Regions from separate parts of the Homo sapiens genome. Here region 2 is linked to region 1. A link is an interaction called in ENCODE POLR2A ChIA-PET data of the cell type or tissue named here. Cell type or tissue: Panc1. All regions are shown on one strand. Each heading gives the region's core, and the rest is flanking DNA. Links, peaks and the distances in the headings are about the cores only.

What was found. Peaks named below come from ENCODE experiments on the same cell type or tissue, not always from the same donor. Only the 100,000 strongest peaks of a DNase experiment are listed, where the experiment ranks them.
Region 2: POLR2A ChIA-PET joins it to region 1 with 11 read pairs; 3 of 35 experiments call an interaction of 5 or more read pairs at or near these places.

The regions. Positions count from the first base shown.
Region 1 is chr10:86,405,548-86,408,464 of GRCh38, reverse strand. No RefSeq gene overlaps it. Among named protein-coding and RNA genes, the nearest start is that of GRID1, 40 kb to the right of the region's middle. In Panc1, for the core only: no CTCF peak of the experiment used is centred there; no DNase peak of the experiment used is centred there.
Region 2 is chr10:86,641,041-86,643,957 of GRCh38, reverse strand. No RefSeq gene overlaps it. Among named protein-coding and RNA genes, the nearest start is that of OPN4, 12 kb to the left of the region's middle. RefSeq lists an enhancer at 505-744. In Panc1, for the core only: no CTCF peak of the experiment used is centred there; a DNase peak (open chromatin) is centred at 1,197; H3K4me3 peaks cover 318 bases; H3K27me3 peaks cover 337 bases.

The DNA of each region.
Region 1 (2,917 bases), core at 94-2,593:
AAATGTGTCTCCCAAAATATGTGAGGTGGGGCCTAATGGGAGGTGTTTAGGTCATTCGGCCTCTGACCTCACGATTGGATTAATGCTGCTATAAAAAGGGCTAGCATGCCAGGTTCTGTGGCTTATGACTGTAATCCCAGCACTTTGGGAGACTGAGGGGGGTGGATCACCTGAGGTCAGGAGTTCCATACCAGCCTGACCATTATGGTGAAACCCTGTCTCTAATAAAAATACAAAAATTAGCTGGGCGTGGTGGTGTGCGCCTGTAGTCCCAGCTACTTGGGAGGCTGAGACAAGAGAATCACTTGAACCTGGGAGGTGGATGTTGCAGTGAGCCAAGATTGCACCACTGCATGCCAGCCTGGGTGACACAGGAAGACTCCATCTCAAAAAAAAAAAAAAAAAGAAAAAGAAAAAAGGGCTAGCAGGAGTGGGTTTGTCCTTTTCCACCTTCTGCCATGTGAGGATGCAGCGTCCCTCCTCTCTGGAAGACACAGCAAGGTGCCATCTTGGAGCCAGAGACCAAACCAGCTGGTGCCTTGATCTTGGATTTCCCAGCCTCTAAAACTGTGAGAAATAAGTTCTTGTTCTTTATAAATAATCCAGCCTCAGATATTCTGTTACAGCAGCACAAAATGGACTAACATGATCTGTAAACAACATGTTGCTCGGTTTTGCCTGTTTTTGAGATGCATAAAAATAGTACCTTATAATGTGCTATCTTCTTAAGGATTTCTTTTTCTTCCTCACTCACTTTTATGTTTCTGAGATTTATCTTTATTGCAACATGTAGCTGTAGGTCATCCATCTCCACAGCTGGATAATATTTCATTACATGAAATTTCTACAGTTTATCTATGCAGTAGACCATCCATGGAAATATGGAATGTTCTCAGAATTTTTTTTTAATTATTATTATTATTTTTTGAGACAGAGTCTTACTCTGTTGCCCAGGCTGGGGTGCAGTTGTATGATCTCCCCTTACTGCCACCTCCGCATCCCAGGTTCAAGCGATTCTTATGCCTCAGCCTTCCGAGTAGCTGGGACTACAGGCGTGCACCACCATGCCTGGCTAATTTTTGCGTTTTTAGTAGAGATGGGGTTTTATCATATTGGCCAGGCTGGTCTCAAACTCCTGACCTCAAGTGATCCGCCCACCTCGGCCTCCCAAAGTGCTGGGATTACAGGTGTGAGCCACTGTGCCTGGCCCTCCGAAGATTTTTAATTTCAAAGAATTCTGTTATGATCTATTTTGTAAATATCTCCTCATGCATATGTACAAGAGTTTCTCTAGATAGATACCTAAGAGTGAAATATCTGGCTATAGGATGTGTGCATATTCAGTTTAAAATACTGTCAACTTGTTTTCCAAAGTGACTGTGCCAATTTATACTCCTATGTGTAGCTAAAGGCGTCCCTACTGCTCTATCTTTCCACCAACACTTTGAACAATCAGATTTGAAATCTTTTGCCAATTTGGTAGACATAAATTAGCATCTCAAGTGTCATCTTTATTTCCATTTTCCTGATTACTGATGAGGTTGAGCATATTTACAGACCACTGGTCTTTTGTCCATTTTTCTATTGAGTTGTTTATCTTTTTCTTATTGATTTTTTTTTTTTTTTTTTTAGACAGAGTCTCACTCTGTTGCCCAGGCTGGAATGCAATAGTATGATCTTGGCTTACTGCAACTTCTGTCTCCCGGGTTCAAGAGATTCTCGTGTCTCAGCCTTCTGGGTAGCTGGGGCTACAGGCACTTGACACCATGCCCGGCTAATTTTTGTATTTTTAGTAGAGACGGGGTTTCTCCATGTTGGCCAGGCTGGTCTTGAACTCCTGACCTCAAGTGATCTGCCTGCCTCGGCTTCCCAAAGTCCTGGGGTTACAGGCATGAGCCACCATGCCCAGCCTCTTATTGATTTTTATACTTACGTATTCTGAATATGATTTCCTTGTTGATTATAATGTTGTGAATATATTCTTCCAGTTTGTGGCTTGACTTTACACTTTCTGTACAGTGTCTTTTATGAAATAGAGCTTCTAAATTTTAATGCAGTTGCATTTATTAATCTTTTCTTTTCTTCTTATTCTTTTTTTGTTTTAAAATGACGATGAAATGTGCCTTCATGTTCTGGAAGGTTTTTTTTTTTTTTTTTTTTTTTTTTCCCCAGGCTAAAGTGCAGTGCCGTGATCTCGGCTTACTGCAACCTCTGTTTCCCAGGCTCAAGCAATCCTCCCACCTTAGCCTCCTGAGTAGTTGGAACTACCAGTGTGCAGGTGTGCATCAACATGCCTGGCTAATGTTTTTGTGTTTTTGTTCAGATGAGGTTTCGCCATGTTGCCCAGGCTGATCATGAATTCCAGGGCTCAAGTGATCCACCTGCCTCGGCCTCTCAAAGTGCTAGGATTATAGGTGTGAGCCATCGTACCCGGCCCAATCTTTTATGATTCCAATTTTTAATATATTATTTAATAAATCCTTCTCTACCGAAGTTGTTAAAACATTCTCCTACATTAGTTTCAAAAACTATTAAACTTTGATTTTCACATTTAAGTGATCTTTTTGAAATTATTTTTTGTATTAAAAATATAAATTTTGTGTTTTTTCCATATGAACAACCAATTGTCCCAGCACCATTTCTGTCCTTTCCCTGTTGGTCTTTGTGGTAGGCTGAACAATGGCTCTCCATAGATGTCCACATACTAATCTCTGTAACTGTGAATGTGTTACTTTTTAAGGAGAAAAGGAATCTGCAGGTATGATTAAGTTAAGGATCTTGAGAAGGGGAGATTATCTTGGATTACGTAGTGATCCCAGTATAATCAGAAGGTCCTCATTGGAGGGAGGCAGAGAAGTTAGAATCAGAGAAATGTAAAGACAGAAGTAGCTCAGGGGTTGAAGTGATGCACGTTAAA
Region 2 (2,917 bases), core at 227-2,726, 240 kb before region 1:
TGCCTCCATCTCTTCGCAGTTGATGCTCCTGAGTGGGCCATCCTCAAACTTTGTATTTGAATAAACTCTCTTTAAATTAGACTCTGATCCTTTTGATTATTTTAAGTTGACATTTTGGCAACTGCAGATAGGACCTGAAACAAGCCTCGTGCGATCCTCGTTGCTTTGCTGGCATTCGGAGATTTAGTACCAGCATGAGTGGCTTTTACTCGTCTGACCTCATCAGAGCTGGCGGGGGTCTCTGGTAAGACTTCTCTCAGGTTTCATATCTTCCTAGTTCTGGCTGAGATTCAGACTTTATTCAAGCAACCCAATTCCACACTCAACAGAGCTAGAACTGAAGCTCAACTTTTGGCTTTGAGGTAGTCACTTTATTGTTATTTCTCTAGAGATTCTGTTATTTGCAAGTTTGTAGTTTCACTTTCTTTTGAGGTTAAGATTTTGTCTGTTTTGCTTGCTAAAGTTTGCAACTTTTCTCCCATTCAAAATTTGGGGCTGGGTGCAGTGGCTCACACCTGTAATCCCAGCACTTTGGGAGGCTGAGGCGGTTGGATCACTTGAGGCCAGGAGTTGAAGACCAGCTTGGCCAACATGGTGAAACCCAATCTCTACTAAAAATACAAAGCATTAGCTGAACGTGATGGTGCATGTCTGTGGTCCCTGCTACTTGGGAGGCTGAGGTACGAGAATTGCATGAACCCAGTAGGTGGAGATTGCAGGGAGCTGACACACTGTACTCCACTGTCCAGCCTGGGTGACAGAGTGAGATTCTGTCTCAAAAAAAATTGGTTAAATAGAAAGCAGTTTCTTTTTAAAAAGAGAAAGTGAATGCTTGTGGCTTAAGCTAAATGTGCAGTTTTAAACTGACCAGGTTTTGGAGCTGGGTTAAAATTGCCATTTAGATTTTCTTTCTGAGTGACCAAAAATTCATTAAAGGCTTTGTCTGAGGATGTGATTTACTTGACCTGAGAAAGTCCTAAATAACGGCCACTGTTCCTCCCAGCTGAAAGGCACCTTAGGTAACTGAGGCCACACAGGACTGTCAGAGGTCATAGCTTCTGCTGTGTAAGGGTCCTACAGGGAAACCCCAAGGAAGAACATACAGGGAAATCTGATTAACCTGTTGGGCATACATGAAGGGTTGGTATCCCAGGGCCCTAAGCCTCCAGAAATGTCTGGGTTTCACTGAAACACATAAGAGAGTAGAAGTGACTCATGGGTGACACCTCGAGGAGTAATCCCTGTTAAGCAGAATACCAGATCCAAAACATCTTTCCCAGCTGGGCACGGTGGCTCACGCCTGTAATGCCAGCATTTTGGGATGCCGAGGGGGAAGGAGCCCAACATGAGGAGTTTGATACTAGCCTGGCCATCGTGGTGAAACCCTGCCTCTACTAAAAATACAAAAATTAGCAAGGTATAGTGGTGGGCACCTGTAATCCCAGCTACTTGGGAGGCTGAGGCAGGAGAATCATTTCAACCTGGAAGGCGGAGGTTGCAGTGAGCTGAGATAGCGCAACTGTACTCCAGCCTGGGTGACAGAGAGAGACTTCATCTCAAAATAAACATATAAATAAAATTTAAAAATTAAAAAATAAGACATCTTTCTCTTTGAGTCTTTGGTCACTTAAAAAGAAAATCCAAATTATGGTCCATCTTCCATCTAAAACTGAGTCCTCTTTAAGAAAGAATCCATCTTTAGAAACTCCAGCTGGATTTATGTACAATACTTATGGCACCACCTCCTGTCAATATTTGGAAAAATGGTCTTACTTGACCCAAGAAAATCCTAACATTTGCAATGGACAAAATGTAGTACCTTTGAAATGCCTAAACTAATTTAATTGTGTGCTCAATGAGAAAAAGTCAGCTATAAGATAAAACAAAATAATTGGGAGAGTTATTTTCAATGAGGCTTGGAAGCTTCTAAAGAGGTTATAATAAAGTTATTTCTTTACAAGAGAACAAAAAGTTGTCTTAAAAAATTCTGAATTAAAGACTGCTGAAATTTATCCTCCTCCCTCAGCTCCTCTGTCTCTTTATTCTTTATTATCCTTTATTATCTTCTCCTTCTCTTTATCCTTTAGTACCTTGCCCAGATCTACCTCCTCCTCCTTCTGCTTCTACTGTTCCAGCTCCATTTCTCAAACAGCCAGTGTCTGGTAGGGGAGAACCTACCCTAGTTTCTCAATCATGGTCAAAGGTAAAACTTAAAGACATAGTTCAGGAATTTCCTGATTCTCACCAGGACCAGGACATTGGTTTTCTCAGGAAATTTAAATTAAATATTTGTGCTTATGACCCTGGCTCTACTTTGGGAAAAATAATTATTTTAAATGGAGTATGAACACAAGCTTTTGTTGACACTGGAGCCACATTATCTGTAATAAATCTCACCTTATTACAAGATTCATTCCTTGGAGTAAACAAAAAATTCAAATGGTGGGTGTCACAAATACTCCTGTATTGGTTTATAAATCTCAGCCTGTAGCTTTTCAGCTACGTCACTTACAAGGGACTTATGTTTTCCTTTTGGTTGAATCAGCTCCCATCCATCTTATAGAAAAAGACTTAAAATTATATAATACACTTCTTTCTCCCAAAAAGGGAAAATGTATTTAGAATTAGATGATAAAACTGAGTTACTGGACATAAAAAGTTTTTCAAAATCTAATTTAATTGCAATCTATATTGCCATAGTAGACACTGAATTATTGAGTAATGAAAATTACAAAACCTGCTAAAGGTAGTACCTGATCAATTGTGGTTAAAATCTTCTGCTGATATTGGAATAATCATCTTGGCTTCCCCAATCAAAGTTCAAATAGATCCATCAAAACACCTTCCAAACCTTAAGCAATACCCTCTATTTATTTATTTTTAAAGTATTTTAAATTCATCATATATGGATTGAGTG